Regions from separate parts of the Homo sapiens genome. Here region 2 is linked to region 1. A link is an interaction called in ENCODE POLR2A ChIA-PET data of the cell type or tissue named here. Cell type or tissue: GM12878. All regions are shown on one strand.

The links. ChIA-PET counts read pairs that join two places held together with the same protein. Peaks named below come from ENCODE experiments on the same cell type or tissue, not always from the same donor. Only the 100,000 strongest peaks of a DNase experiment are listed, where the experiment ranks them.
Region 2: POLR2A ChIA-PET joins it to region 1 with 6 read pairs; 3 of 35 experiments call an interaction of 5 or more read pairs at or near these places.

What each region holds. Positions count from the first base shown.
Region 1 is chr18:54,123,316-54,131,315 of GRCh38, reverse strand. No RefSeq gene overlaps it. Among named protein-coding and RNA genes, the nearest start is that of SNORA37, 95 kb to the left of the region's middle. RefSeq lists enhancers at 3,601-3,660, 3,183-3,740, 5,503-5,797, 6,857-7,621. In GM12878, a CTCF peak has its summit at 3,350 (motif pointing right); a DNase peak (open chromatin) is centred at 1,677; H3K27ac peaks cover 470 bases.
Region 2 is chr18:54,213,047-54,221,046 of GRCh38, reverse strand. The region is part of intron 1 of MBD2 (methyl-CpG binding domain protein 2); the gene reads left to right. Among named protein-coding and RNA genes, the nearest start is that of SNORA37, 5.4 kb to the left of the region's middle. In GM12878, no CTCF peak of the experiment used is centred here; a DNase peak (open chromatin) is centred at 1,302; H3K4me3 peaks cover 4,591 bases; H3K27ac peaks cover 5,370 bases.

The DNA.
Region 1 (8,000 bases):
CAAGTAGGTTTTTAAAGGAAAAGAGAGAGTTCCTAAATTGTTAACCAAAAATCTACATTAAAATAATAAGATATGATTGGCTATACATTGTTCTTTGTGTCACAAATTCCAGAAACATAAAGACTACGAGTGAAACAGCAAGTCAGGAACAAAATGCCTTTAAACAATTGTCCCCAGGCAGGGGTTGGTAGGAGTGGAAGTCCCATACTCATATCTTTCTGGGCCTGATAAATGACTGAAGTCCCATACTTTTGCCTTTCTGGGGCTGATGCATTTTGCATAGCTCACATAGCTCAGACTTCCCTTAGTTATTTTTCTTTTCTCAATCACTTTATGTATACCCAACAGTTTGAAGGCAGGGAAAAAAAGACACTCTCAATACAATTTTTACTTTCTCCTAGGCTTTGAAAGAACAATAGTATTGTCAATGGGCTTCTTTAAATAGAACATTCTATCATTTGCCTCAGGCTGGGGTGGGGACTGGAGTTAGCCAGGCAGCACTTGCTTTTGTGATTCCAGTGGCTGCCTAATCTCTACTTACTTTTACCTTCCAAACCCAGGGAGAACAAGAAGTTCCTCATTCCCTCAGGCAAAAGATGCTTAATTAACAAAACACAACTGACAGGGAAAGTAAATATTAGTGACATCTTTCTGTAATTGGGAAATGTGAGTATGCTCCCAGTTTTCCAGAATTATAGCTGTAACCATGAAGCCTTGTAATTTTGCAACTGGTGTTTGTTCTGATACTTTCTGGGAACTCAATATATGTGTAAGGAAATGGGATACATTTTTAAGGCATTCTTAGTCCTATATGCCTTAGGACTGTGTCAAGGTTCCTTAAGTAGATGAAAATGGGAGCTCCTAGACTGAAGGTTGGCAACAGTGAGGTGAATCATTTAATAAGGGCTTACATATTTAGGCATTTTTTCTGCTGAGCTTCTTGGCATACTTTCTGAGTGACAACTGCAGTGGGAAATTGGAAAATTTTGTGAATAATTATGATTCTCTGAATCCATTGGAGTAAATGCATAACATCCTAATGGGTGAAAGATGGTGTGGTGAGTGAACACCTCATCTATGGAAATTGTCAATCCAATTATTTCAGCTAGCTCACCTATTAAATCAGATCACTGCCCAATCAATTACTAGATGATCAGTAGTAAAGACAGCCTGAAATTCCAGATGCATAATGCTTGGGCCAGTGTCTAAGTCACAAGTGTAATTTCATGAAAAAGGCAAGTGGTTAAACCACAGGACATAAGTGGTTTAATTACTTTCCATGTTTTTATTTTTGGTGTCAAATCAAATGTCTAGACTAGAAATAACTCCCTCCTCTTGTAAGTTTTGTAGACCTAAAAGGAAGAGGCTGAGACACAACAGACAACGTAAAGAGTTTAATTGAGTCAAAGTGAAGACAGCTGCCTGGAAGACTCAACCCCCTAGTAATCTTGGATATGAGCTTCTTTTGGCCTTTATTACAAGCACATTCTTAAAGGCAAAAAAGAGGGAAAGGGAGTGGGCTGATACAAAATTGCTTTGTATAAATCCAGGAATTCTCATGGGTTTATAGAAATGACACTGATTAGTGATTGGCTATACATTGTTAAGCTACAGGATGTGGGTAATCGTGTCCGGTGCAGCATTCTGAGGTGAATCTATGGCTATTTGTGGCACTAGCAAGCAGTTTCAAGAGATGAATACATAGATCAAAGTGGGGAGTCGTGTGTGATTGCTGTCTCATTGTTGTGTCTCTGTAGGCCTGATCAGTTAAAAAGACTTGCATTCCTCAGATAAAAGTTCTTTTCTCATATTCATTTTTTATAAGAATAAGATTCACCCATATATATACAGGTTTAAAAATGCTTCCTCCACAGTTCGTAGAGATAAAGAGATTTACCTAAGATTACCTCTTTCAGGCTCACCAGTTTTCAATACATTCAGCCTCTTCCCAGGTGCATGCTCTGGAGAGGCCAGCTTTGTTTGAGGTGGTAACGATCGCCACCGCTGAGGAAAGGAGCTTTCGGGTAGCTGTCGTGCAGGTAAGACCATTATTACCCAGAGAGAAATCGATTAGGACTCTCACAGGAACTCTTGCACGCTCAGACAAAGACAGTCTGGCAATGAGGATCCCAGACACCATGCAGCTTCTCCCACTGACCCCAGTGAACTCTCCAGGGCAGTTGGGGAGCATCATCCACTCAGTGGCGATCAGGTGGCCCTGAGTCCTGATCCTGGGCTGGTTGCAAATGAAGCCACTTTAAAACCAGAGATGCTGTCTTGGAAGGGCAAGGCTCCTTTAGGTAGAACTGGGCAGATTCACATGTGAGAAAATCTGTACGTGATGTTTAGAGAGTAACCAAGCTATTGTTTTCAAACTGTTGTTTCCAAAGGGCCTTACATTTTTCCTTCTTCCCTTTTAGTGAGACTATGGATGATGTAGATTATATATAACTATGTCATATAATCTATATAACTATAATGATGGATGCACAGTTGTGGATTATTTGAATTTTAGAGCACATGTCCCAGCCCCTCTTGGATCTCTTATTCCTCTGGACTGTCTGCCCTGAAGAGGGATTAATTCCTTAATTTGAGGGACACGCACTCTTAAAATTGCCCCCAAGTCACACTTGCAGACTGGAAATTCCAGCTCCCTCAATATTTCTGACTTCCTGCCTTTCTTCTCCATAAGAGGACAGATCTCTGGATGGCCTGTGGGTTAAAAATCAAATTTTCTATTGCCATAAGAGTGTCATTAAGATTCTTGTGAGGACTTGACATGCCACGCTCTTTTTCCCCCTACCCTATAACAGTGATGCAGCTTGCTTCCCCCAGCAGAGGTGTGTTTCAACCTAATGTGCATGTGGACACTCTGGGGACTCAACCTTCTCCTCTGGGTGAGATATTAAGCAACGTGGCAGTGATAAGGCAATCCAAGCAACTGGGTCTTCAGACAGGGCCACAATTTCCCACCGTCCTTGTATTGGGAAGGGACTGGATGGGGTTGGCAGCTGGTCTAGGGTCTCAGCTGCCACATGGGGCAGGGAATCAAAGATGCACATTTAAAATGCAAGTGCTTGTTCCCAATCTGTTTTACTAATATTGCAGCAAGCTTAACTGCTGGTGCTCGTGGCACGAGAAATTCACTGACGAGATTTGCTCCTCTTATTAAGGCGGTTTTAATTGATAGCACTTGGCAGTGAGATCACGCTTTCCTTCTTTTTCCTGCTTTTCATACCGCTTTTGATTGTAAGAAAGAAAAGCAACATTTTCTCTTATTTTATTTTTTTCCCCTGGGCCAAGTGTATAGCACATTGTGAATGAAAAGGAAGAACCTCTAGGGGTCAGTGCAGCGTAAAAAATGGCCAAAGCTCAGGCCCTGGAGCCGGGTCTTTAAGGTTTCAAGCATAGCTTTGTTCCTATTTCATTCTAATGAGGTAACAGTCCCATTACTTCATGCTGAGCCTGACTCCAGAAACAATCCCCTTGATGGTCATTTTCCTTTAATATAAGTTTAAACATTTGCAATCAAAGGCAGCTCTAATTTGAAATTTAGGATTGGGAATCCTATTTTAAAAAATGATGCTTTTCACATTTTCTGTTTGAACCTAGAAGGTTCTCCCCTCCCACTGTCCTTTCATGGGTTCTTGCCAGGGTGGGCAGGGCCTGCTGTTCTTTTACTTCCCTTTAGCTGCCCCCAACTTCATTTCTTTTAGTGAAACAGCCTTGGTTTGTTTTGTGCGTGTGTGTGTGTGTGTGTGTGTGTGTGTGTGTGTGTGTGTGTGTGTCTGTGTTTCCTTTTCCTTTGGTATGTATATGTCCCTTTGGCCTTTGCCTTTTTTTTTTTTTTTTTTTTAAGACAGAGTCTCAGTCTGTCACCCAGGCTGGAGTGCAATGGCGCAGTCTCTGCTCACTGCAACCTCCACCTCCTGAGTTCAAGTGATTCTCCTGCCTCAGCTTCCTGAGTAGTTGGGATTACAGGCATGTGCCACCACGCCTGGCTAATTTTTGTGTTTTTAGTAGAGACAGGGTTTCACCATGTTGGCCAGGCTGGTCTCAACCTCCCGACCTCAGATGATCTGCCTGCCTCGGCCTCCCAAAGTGCTGGGATTACGGGTGTTAGCTACCATACCCAGCCTGTCTTTTAAATTGGAAACTTCCTAACTTCTTTCGTTATATTATCAAAGAATAGTTAAGTTTAGGGCATGTTGTGGGTAGTGTGGGGTTTTGTGGGAGAGATGATAAAAAAAAACCCCACAGGACATGGGCAACATAGTGAGACTCCGTCTCTACAAATAACTAAAAATTTGCTGGGTGTGGTGGTGGTTGCCTGTGGTCCCAGCTACTCAGGAGGCTGAGGCGGGAGATTGCTTGAGTCTGGGAGGCAGAGGCTGCAGTGAGCTAGGACCACACCACTGCACTCCAGCCTGGGTGACAGAGTGAGACTCTGTCTCAAAACAAAAACAAAAACAAAACCCCAAAAAACACAGGACATACCAAAGTGGTAGGCTGGGATGAAGAATTTTGCTGAGATTCCTGGGCAGACATTGGAGACTATGTCGCCCAGGCTGGAGTGCAATTACTCAGAGGAAAATTGATTAGGACTCTCACTGGAACTCTTGCATTCCCAGACAAAGAGAGTCTGGCAATGAGGATCCCAGACACCATGTAGCTTCTCCCATTGACCCCAGCGAACTCTCCAGGGCAGCTGGGGAGCATCGTCCACTCAGTGGCGATCAGGTGGCTCTGAGTCCTGATGTAGCTAGGCCAGGTGCAAACAAAGCCAGTTTTAAAACCAAAGATACTGTCTTGGAAGGGCAAGTCTCCTTTAGGTAGAACTGGGCCGCTTCACAGTGTGGGTAAGACACTGGGAGTTTCTTGAGGGCATTGACTTCCCTCACTAAGGTCATTTAAACTCCTCCCCTTTGCTCTTCAACTCTCCTCAGTTCTGCCCCCTCGAAATCAATGAGACAGCTCTCCATGAAATCGCAAATGTCTAATTTCCAGCCTCCCTGCTTCAGCCTGTAATTCTGTATCATCTCCTGATGCACCTGCCTCCATTAAACATGTCTTTCTGATGTGTTTTCTTGTCATTCTTTTGCACTGTCACCTCTTGCTGCATCCTTTTTCCTCTGTCAGCCTCCTAAATCTGAGGTGCCACCACTTCCACCTCTCCTGCCGACTAACAACTCTGTGAATCCATCCTGGCATCCTGAATGTGGCCCTAGAGTCCTCCTTGGGGACTCCCTGCAGACACTACCAATTGATCAATGTCAACATGGTAAATGAAACCTCCTTTCCAGCCTCCCTTAATTGTGCTTCTCCTACAATCCTTGATTCCATTTCATTTTGATATCCATCCTTTCCATGGATGACATCATCTCTTCTTGCCATTTCAATTAGTACTCAGGTGCAAAAAACATGCCAATCTCTAGCTTGAGAACAAATCTTTCCCCTGATCTAACACTGACAATTGTTAAGTCAAAGTCACCTCCTTACATATTTTAAGTTCAGCCTAAAGGTTTCTTCCTATATAGTGAACTGTAACCCAACTGGATGTGTAAACAGACTGTAATCTACTCTTGTGCCAATCATAGCGCATCTGCCAATTACAGGAGGCTGACTATTCAAGTGTTCAAATAACGGAAATGCTGAGCCATAATCATTCCAGCTGTTTCTGCACCTCACTTCCGTTTTCTGGACCTCACTCCCTTTTTCTGTTCATAAATCTTATCCTGCCATATGGCAGGCCCAGAGTCACTCTGAACCTATTCTGGTGTGTGTGGCTGCCTGATTCACAAATTGTTCTTTGTTCAATTAAACTCTGTTAAATTTAATTTGTCTTAAGTTTTTCTTCTAACATAGTTCTATAACCAATTGAATTACTCCATCTGGAACTCCTACAAACATTTCCAATTTAGCATGTCCAAAACGAAGCTCATCATACACCCCCAAATCTCAGTGGCCTATATTCTCCACCTTTATTAATGGCATCATTATCTATCCAGTGGCCCAAGCCAGGTGCTTCTCTTCCTCTCTTTCAATTCCTCACATTCCTGATCCATCATGGCTGCTTCCTTTCCCTCAAAATCCAACCATAACAAAGGGCATATATGAAGTGCCAAATGAGTAAAATAGGTAATTATTTGGTGGAGAGGGCTCTAGCTTTTTTTTTTTTTTTCTTGAGACAGAGTCTCACTTTGTCACCCAGGCTAGAGTTTAGTGGCCCAATCTCTGCTCACTGCAACGTCCACCTCCCAGGTTCAAGAGATTCTCCTGTCTCAGTCTCCCAAGTAGCTGGGATTATAAGCATGTGCCACCACACCTCGCTAATTTTTGTATTTTTAGTAGAGATGGAGTTTCACCATGTTGGCCAGGCTAGTCGCAAACTCCTGACATCAAGTGGCCTGCCTGCCTTGGCTTCCCAAAGTGTTGGGATTACAGGCCTGAGCCAATGAACCCAGATGCCTTTTCACAATCTCTATTAAACCACCCTTCCCATCCAGCCATCCTATGTAAACATACATTGTAAGTATAATGATGTAGTTTCTCTGCAAACACAGCTTCTCCATGCCACCTCTCATTTGAGGAAAGCTGTCCTTAAACTTTTGTGTATGAGTTTTGGAGCTTTCTCCATGGGAGAGCTATCTAAAGCATAAATCTAGTCATACCACTTCCCAAATTAACAAATCTTCTCTCTCTCTCTCTCTCTCTCTCTCTGTGTGTGTGTGTGTGTGTGTGTGTGTGTGTGTGTGTGTGTGTGTGTGTGTCTTTGCTTATAACATAAATCCTAAACCTCTTAGCAAGGCTCTATCTGGCTCCACGCTCCCTGTTCAACCATGTTTTCTGCCCATTCCTTTCCCCAGATCCAGCCCCTATGCCTGGCATGTTTCTTACACACTTAATTGACATTTTTCAGGACAATTTCCTTGCAATTCTGTTTGGTGTGCCTTTTCCTACTAATTCTCTATTTGGTCACTGAGCTCTAATGTCATTTCTGGGAAATCTTCCTCAACTCATCCAAGCAGACCAATAAGAATTAGGTGCTTTCTCCACTATGCTCCCCCAGCACAGGATGTATTTCTCAATAGTGTGTATCCTGTAGAGTCCTGATTGTTTGTCTGATGACAGATTCTAAGATCCTAGAGTGTATCCTGTAGAGTCCTGATTGTTTGTCTGACGACAGATTCTAAGCTCCCAGAGTGTATCCTGTAGAGTCCTGATTGTTTGTCTGACGACAGATTCTAAGCTCCCAGAGTGTATCCTGTAGAGTCCTGATTGTTTGTCTGACGACAGATTCTAAGCTCCTAGAGTGTATCCTGTAGAGTCCTGATTGTTTGTCTGACGACAGATTCTAAGCTCCTAGAGTGTATCCTGTAGAGTCCTGATTGTTTGTCTGACAACAGATTCTAAGCTCCTAGAGGGAAAGACTGCTGCTGAGTTTTTGAGTCCATGGGATCTTGCTTCATGTCTAGCACAAGGCAGATATTCTTTCATTGTTTTGTGAATGAAGGAGGCAGTGGATGTGCTAAAAGAGAAAATGAGTGTTACTGATGGCAAAATGTTAGAATTTTGCTTCAGGCCAATCCCTAGTAAGGACATTTAAAATCTAAAAGTGTAGTTCTGTGCTGCGCAAGGCACAAAGGAACCCCTTCCCCACCCTCAGCTGGGATGAGAAAGAGAATAATATGGTGTCTGTGGAAGTTTAGACTCTTTGTACTCTGGTGGGTCTCTCTCTCTCTCTCTCTCTCTGTGTATGTGTAGGGGAGGATGATGGGGTAGGTAATTACCCATGGAATTATCTGTTTATTAGCAAAATAAGCATTCTCCACTGTCAAGGATAATAAGACTTGATTTTCAAGCACTGTTTGAGCCGTTCCTTTGGGCAAAGCACAGAGTAGTGTGAGCAGATGGGGTACAGAGGAATGGGACACAGTTCCATCATTGAGTCCTTTGAAGCTCAGCCAGGGAGATTAGATTTTTGCAAAGATAGGTTTGAT
Region 2 (8,000 bases), 90 kb before region 1:
TACTTGTTTATGTAAAATGGGAAGGACACATTGAACAGATTTGTGCCAAACCTGTTTCATTCAGGGCCAAAAGGAGCATTGTCTGCTGTTTATTAACTGTCTACAGAGGTTCCGTTACTTTGCAGGATTGTTAACAACCAGTCTTGTTTTTCTTCTGAAACGTTACATTCTGAGTCAGTAAGGTGTATGTAGCGTAATATGATAATTGTGATACAGTAGTTAATTTGACTTGTGACTGTAGCTTTCTGTGATGAATGATGGCAGTCACTTATTGTAAAGGAAGACAAATTATTTTTCAGCTTACAGTGTCACTGCTTTACATATTAGTGTCCCCATATTTAAAAATTCCATTAGTTCACCAAACACCCACTATCTGCTAAAAGTGGGTTAAGAGTTAATTCTCCTGTTGGTAATGTGAACACCTGCACCCAATTGTTCACACAGATTCTAATAATACTAACCCTTGAATTAGCCTGCCCCTGGGGAGATTAATTTAAACAAATCTGTGCCTGTTAATGTAGGGTGTGGCAGGCACTTATTAATTGGACTGAAATTAAGCTCATCGAGAAAGCCTCAAATTTTGGTAGTATGTTTTTTGGGTGCTGTTTTGAAACTGCCAAGTTCTAATAGGAAGGCGTGCCCCTAGTTGCCAGTTAACGCAATATAATTATGCCTTCTGTCAGGATTACTGATAGTGTTGTGGTGGTTCATATATTATCATCTAGTGTGTTTGTTTAAAAGGGTGTGGTTTGATTGGATCCATTGGTATATTTTCTGAAAAAGTTTGTTGCCATCATTTGAACAATAACTTTCTAACTTGTCTACTTGACTCCTGTCATTTCTAGTTGCTTGCATAACACTTGCTGATTGATATTTTTGAGATATTTTCTTCCTCACATAGTCTTTTAGTAGCCCCCTCTTGCCTTTTTTAAAAAAATCAAGTCTAGGTCGGTCGCTGTGGCTCACGCCTGTAATCCCAGCACTTTGGGAGGCTGAGGCGGGTGGATCACGAGGTCAGGAGATCGAGACCATTCTGGCTAACATGATGAAACCCTGTTTCTACTAAAAATACAAAAAAATTAGCCAGGCATGGTGGCAGATGCCTGTAGTCCCAGCTACTCGGGAGGCTGAGGCAGGAGAATGGCGTGAACCCAGGAGGCGGAGCTTGCAGTGAGCTGAGATCACGCCACTGCACTCCAGCCTGGGCGACAGAGCGAGACACAGTCTCAAATATACATATGTGTGTGTGTGTGTGCCATTTGTTGCTAAAGACTAGTATGATGCTTCAAGAGCATGAATTCTGAATCACTGAGGTTCAACCATGCTCCTCCCCTCACCTTGGTTTGCCTTTAAAAACAAACAAACAAAAAATAAATGGACCCTCCATGTAGTATCTAGAAAACTGACTGAGTGGACCCAGGTAAGCAATGTGACTATTGTCATAGTTCTTACATATTTGTGTTAAAGTCTTCTTGGATTCCAATAAAAAGCCTTTTCTGATATTGTCTTCTTTCTCATAATTCCTATGTAGTTAAACTTGGTGTCCCTTGTATAACTCTCATATTCATTTACTTAGAACTTGTGGCTTTCTCACATAGCTGTCTTTCCCCTCGACACAATGCCAAACACTCAGATGCTAAATAAGGGTTTACCAATTGATATTCCACCTAACGTTTTGTAAAACAAGCCTTAAAATGACTTTGTAGTTTTTGCTTTATTTCTGTTCTTGTGGTGGTGTGTTGGGATAAAATTGGTTGAGGTATTTTATTAATAAGGCTATGCATTTTGTAGTTTCTAATTTTCATCATCAGTGTGAAGGTACTGTGGAAAGCCTTTTTCTGGAATTTTGAATATTAGAGATACAGTGAAAATGGTAAATAGGTTGCTCATAGTGCACAGACACAAGTGAGAAATCGGCATTTGAATTTCATCGACTGTGTAACATCGGGTATAGTAGTGTAGGGTCTTCTGTGCCTTAATTCTATGTGTATTTGTGTTACAGCTCTCAGAATTTTGGCACCTATTAGTAGTATTTTGCTAAATGCTTTACATGAGCTATCATACTGGATTTTTTTTTTTTTTTTTGAGACGGAGTCTTACTTTGTCACCTAGGCTGGAGTGCAGTGGTGCAATCTCAGCTCACTGCAACCTCCGCCTCCTGGGTTCAAGTGATTGTCCTACCTCAGACTCCTGAGTAGCTGGGATTACAGGTGCACACCACCACGCCTGGCTAATTTTGGTATTTTTAGTTAGAGACGGAGTTTCACCATGTTGGTCAGGCTGGTCTTGAACTCCTGACCTTGAGATCCACCTGCCTCAGCCTCCCAAAATGCTAGGATTACAGGCGTGAGCCACCGCGCCCAGCCTATCATACTGGATTCTTATAACCCTATGAAACAGGTACAGTTATCTCCATTTTACAGATTGGGAGTTAGCAAAGGGAAGTAGTGTGCTTGGGGTTGTACAGCTAGTAAGTGCAAAGATACAACCTGAAGCTGGTGGTTTAACCTCAGAACTCCTAACCACCATGCTCTGTTGCATGGCATAGAGATCCCTACTTGTATTCTCAAATATTGCAACACCCCATGTCTAATCTACTTTATTGGGCTTAGTGTGCCATTGAGATAATGTGATTATTTACTATTACACTTGTATCCTGAAGATGTCAAAGGGTAAATTTTAAATCCTATTTGGTAGTGAAGCTATTGTACCAAAGGATAACCCTCCAGCTTTAAATAATCCTGGAGGGGAAAAAAATGTAATAAATCCACATAATTAAAGCAGTATTGTTCTGAGTAATAAAAGTGATCAATTTGTTCAGAAATATTCTCTCTTTGATAAATGTTCAACCTAGGATTAACCCTGTTATTTCTCAGATATTGAGGTTTGAGATACAGTTGAAATATACCGTACAGATCAATTTTTTAAAAATCTCTAGTTAGAGAAAGGAAAGAAATCCAATATTTATTAAGAGCTTAATTGCATAATAGAAAGTTTGGCTTGCTTTAAGTCTTTTCTCTTGATGTTGTGTGATTGAAGCCTGCACCCAGAAATGAAAGACATAGGTGTGGTGGAGATTGTGCTCTGATATATCTTCCTTAGCTGTACTATCACATCTTTTTGTGAGATACCAAAGGAATTTTTGTTAGGGTGCAGCATTGCTGTCTGTCCTACATCTGATTTTTAGAATCTGACATGCAAAGTCTCACCTGCCGCAACACCCACAATACTTGTATTAGAGGAAATACATAGCTCAAAGGAACTGATGCATATACATTCTAAAAATAATCTCCAACAGAAATTGGTAGATTTTTTCACATTGCTTTTAAAAATTTAGTTAATGAGATATCATCATTTTTTTCATAATTTAGTTTTAATGGAATGTTAAAGGAAGTGATGCTTTTTTTGATTTTGGTTTTTAGATTCTATAGTGGGGCTCATAGAAATTCATAACTTTTTTACTCATGTTTAAAATCTTCTCAAGACATGCATGATGAATTAGAAATAAACCATAAACTCTTCCTGGATTTAGTGTTTGGCTGGGAATCTTAATGCCTCTTACAGCTCTTATGTATTGATCTTTCATTGTTCTTTGCCATTTCCAGTGAGAAACGATTAGGAAAATTTTGTAATATGGTGTTTTACTTAATTTTATCAGAACTTCTAAAAACTAAAACTTCCCAAGGAAGGAGAATAAAAATATGGAATATAATGAAGTTTGAATAATATCTGCAGATTTCATGATTTCATCCTGTCTTTGTTCTCAGTATAATACAAATTCAAACTCATTTTGGGAACTTGATGTACATAAACTCTATGTGAATATAAATAATAAAATTTAAAATTAGATTTTAAAATTGAACACTTCGCATTTCTCAGGAGTAATCGAGTGTTTTACAGATGTGAGGAAGAAGAACATCGTCCCCTTTAATTTTTTATTTTGTTTTGTTTTGTTTTGAGACGGAGTTTCGCTCTTGTTGCCCAGGCTGGAGTGCAGTGGCGTGATCTCCACTCACTGCACCCTCTGCCTCCTGGATTCAAGTGATTATCCTGCCTCAGCTTCCCAAGTAGCCGGGATTACAGGCATGTGTCAACCATGCCCAGCTAATTTTGTATTTTTAGTAGACGAGATTTCACCATGTTGGCCAGGCTGGTCTCGAACTCCTGAACTCAGGTGATCCACCTGCTTTGGCCTCCCATAATGCTAAGATTACAGGCATGTGAATGCTGAGATTACAGGCATGAGCCACCGCGCCTGGCCCATCATCCCCTTTTGAAGATTTTTTTTTTTGAATGCTGTGTCTTGGTATTCTTTTCTTTGTTATTTTTATACTGGAAGAATGCATGGATAAGCAAGGATGCGTGTCCTTAAAATTCTTTTTAACAGGCATTCATCTCTTTTAAAAAGCCTTTCCTAGAGTCCCCTAGCAGAAATGGGAAACTCCTATGGCATTTGAGTATTACTCTGTTAACTCTTATCACATTTGCTTTAAGAAATAGTTGGCAAGTCTTTGTTACCCATGAGATTCTGAACCTCCTCAGTGTCAGGAGCTGTGTCTGATTCATTTTTGAATCTTCAGTATCCAGCATAGTCCCTGGTATAATATGGAACGTTTTTCATAAATCTTCGCTAAGTGAAGCAAACAGTAAATACATTTCTCTATTAATCCAAAAAGTTATGGTTAATCTGGCTGTATACATAGGCCTGACTCCCCTTATAGGGGCTGCAGTTACCAGCATCCTGCCTTGCACTAAATCAGGTATACAAATATTGAATAGCTGAAGTAAATGTAATTTTTTTCCTCAAACTTGTGTGTGTGTAGTGTTGATGTATATATATTACCTAGGCTTTTAGGTCTAAAATGATTTATAGGACTTTTGGTTTCATTTTTAATATTAAAATTCTTTTATATTTTGCTTGAAAAAAATCTATCTTCAAGGGCTGGATGCGGTGGCTCACGCCTGTAATCCCAGCACTTTGGGAGGCCGAGGTGGGTGGATCACCTGAGGTCAGGAGTTCAAGACCAGCCTGACCAACATGGTGAAACTCCATCTCTACTAAGAAATACAAGAAAAAATTAGCCGGGCATGGTGGCAGGTGCCTGTAATCCCAGGTATTCAGGAGGCTGAGGCAGGAGAATCGCTTGAACCTGGGAGGTGGAGGTTGCAGTGAGCCGAGATTGCACCATTGCACTCCATCCTGGGCAACAAGAGCGAAACTCTGTCTCAGAAACAAACAAACAAAAAAAAAAAGGCCGGGCTTGGTGGCTCACACCTTTAATCCCAGCACTTTGGGAGGCCGAGGCAGGCGGATCACGAGGTCAGGAGGTCGAGACCAGCCTGACCAACATGGTGAAACCCCTTCTTTACTAAAAATACAAAAATTAGATGGGCGTGGTGATGTGTGTCTGTAATCCCAGCTACTCGGGAGGCTGAGGCAGGAGAATTGCTTGAACCAGGGAGTTGGAGACTGCAGATTGCAGCTAGCTGAGATCGCGCCACTGCACTCCAGCCTGGCAGCAGAGGGAGATCCATCTCAAAAAAAAAAAAAAAAAAATCTATCCTCAGAAATTGCTTTTGTATCATCTTGGGAGGCTATGTTTCTATCTAGTTTTAACTAATTTATTTTTTGTTTTGCTGTAAATGTGAAGCGTTTGTTCGAGTGGTCTGTATTAAAAAAGAAGAGAAAAATGAAGTAAAAGTGAACATACAAAAAACATGTTGCAACTTCTTAGTACCAGATTCCTGAGTCACATAAACTTACCCTGTCAAGTTACCATGACAGTTTCCAAATGCTTTCTCTACACTTGTGGACTTACTTGAGGACCAGTAAGTTTGCACACAGACCACACTTTGGTTGTCCTGGTTTAGAATAAACAATGGAGACTTTTGAGTCAGAAGATCGGGGCTTGTATCTTGCTTTACTGTGTTAATCTTGGATGGATAAGTTTTTGTAAGCTTTTGTTTCCTCAACTATAAATCTAGTGTAAGAATTCTACCTTGTGGAGGCCGGGCGCGGTGGCTCACCCCTGTAATCCCAGCAGTTTGGTAGGCTGAGGCGGGTGGATCACGAGGTCAGGAGATCGAGACCATCCTGGCTAATGCTGTGAAACCCCATCTCTACTAAGAAATACAAAAAATTAGCTGGGCCTGTTGGCGGGCGCCTGTCGTCCCAGCTACTAGGGAGGCTGAGGCAGGAGAATGGCGTGAACCCGGGACGTGGAGCTTGCAGTGAGCCAAGATCGCACCACTGCACTCCAGCCTCGGCGACAGAGCGAGACTCCGTCTAAAAAAAAAAAAAAAAGAATTCTAAAAGAATTCTACCTCGTGGAAATTTTTTGAGATTAAATGTGCTTGCCATGTGTAGGTGGTTAGTGCATCAGTAAAATGTTAGCTCCTTTCTCTTCGTTTAATTAGCCAACAGAAATAGAAGCGCATGCTTGGTAATTATGTGAAGGTTTACTGTATTTTGTTGTATTCTGAAATGTGATTAGGGCAGACCTTAGGTTATAAAGGTTCCTCAGAGTTTTAAAAAAATATTATGCATAGGTCAGGTATGCTGGCACATACCTGTAATCCCAGCACTTTGGGAGGCTGAAGCAGGAGGATCACTTGAAGACAGGAGTTTGAGACCAGCCTGGCTAACATAGTGAGACTCCTGTCCCTACAAAAAATTTTTAAAAATTAGCTGGGCATGTTGGCCTGAGCCTGTACTCCCAGCTACTCTGGAGGCTGAGGTGGGAGGATTCCTTCAGTCGAGGAGTTCAAGGCTGTAGTGAGCCACAATTGCTCCACGCCACTGCAACCTGGGCAACAGAGTGAGACCCTGTCTCTAAAAAAAAAAACAAAACAAAGAAAGAAAGAAACAAACAAAATATATATATATGTATAGTATGTATGGGTTATAAAAGTAACCCCTGCTCAGTGGGAAAGTTGGGAAAATATAGAAGAGTATAGTGAAGTAATGACAGTCATTATTATAGTCCCAAAGAGAACTACTGTTTTATCAGGCAATGTTTGTTGTTAAAAAAAAAAAAAAAAAAGAAAGAAAGAAAAGAGAACCACTGCTAATTTTGACATAGTAGCTTCCAGTCTGGTTTTTGGGCATATTTGTCTAAGTAAATATTAATATGTGTGTGTATGTATATATGTAAGATATATGTGTAAGGATATATATGTGTATACACACACACATATACCTACATACACACACTTGTAATTATGGAAAAGTTCAGACATAGGCAAAAATAGATGGAAAAGTATAATGAATCCCTATATAGTCATCCAGTTTCAACAGTTACCAGCTCCTGGCCAGTCTTGCTTTATCTGTATTCACCCCGTTCCCCCTAGTTATATTTTGAAATAATTCCCAAACATACTTAATTTCTGACAGTGTCGTAGCAGTGTCTAGTCCCCAATTCAACCAAAATAACCAGTATTTTTCTTTTTTCCTTTCTCAGAAAGCAAATGCCTTAAGGATGAGACTAGGTAGAATTCTACATAAATTCATTTTTTCGCATTTTAGTGGCATACCCTGGTTTTTAATTTTTTAAACAAATGATACAGAGCAGTGGTCCCCAACTTTTTCGGCACCAGGGACCGGTTTCATGGAAGACGGTTTTTCCATGGATCCCGAATGGTTTTGAGATGAAACTGATCCACCTCTGATCATCAGGCATTAGTTAGATTCTCATAAGGAGCATGCAACCTAGATCCCTCGCATGTACAGTTCACAGTAGGGTTCATGCTCCTATGAGAATCTAAAGCTGCCACTGATCTGACACGAGGCAGAGCTCAGGCTGTAATGCTCGTCTCCTGCTGTACCTCCCGGTTCTTAACGGGCCACGGTCAGTGGCCAGGGCTAGGGCTTAGGGATCCGTGAAATAGAGATAATACTATTAGCTATAGTAATTTACTCTAATAAATTTTTTCCTTATACTTTAAAAATAATCCCCCCCCCCGCCCCCATAATCCTTCCCCACCCATCCCCACTGCCAAGG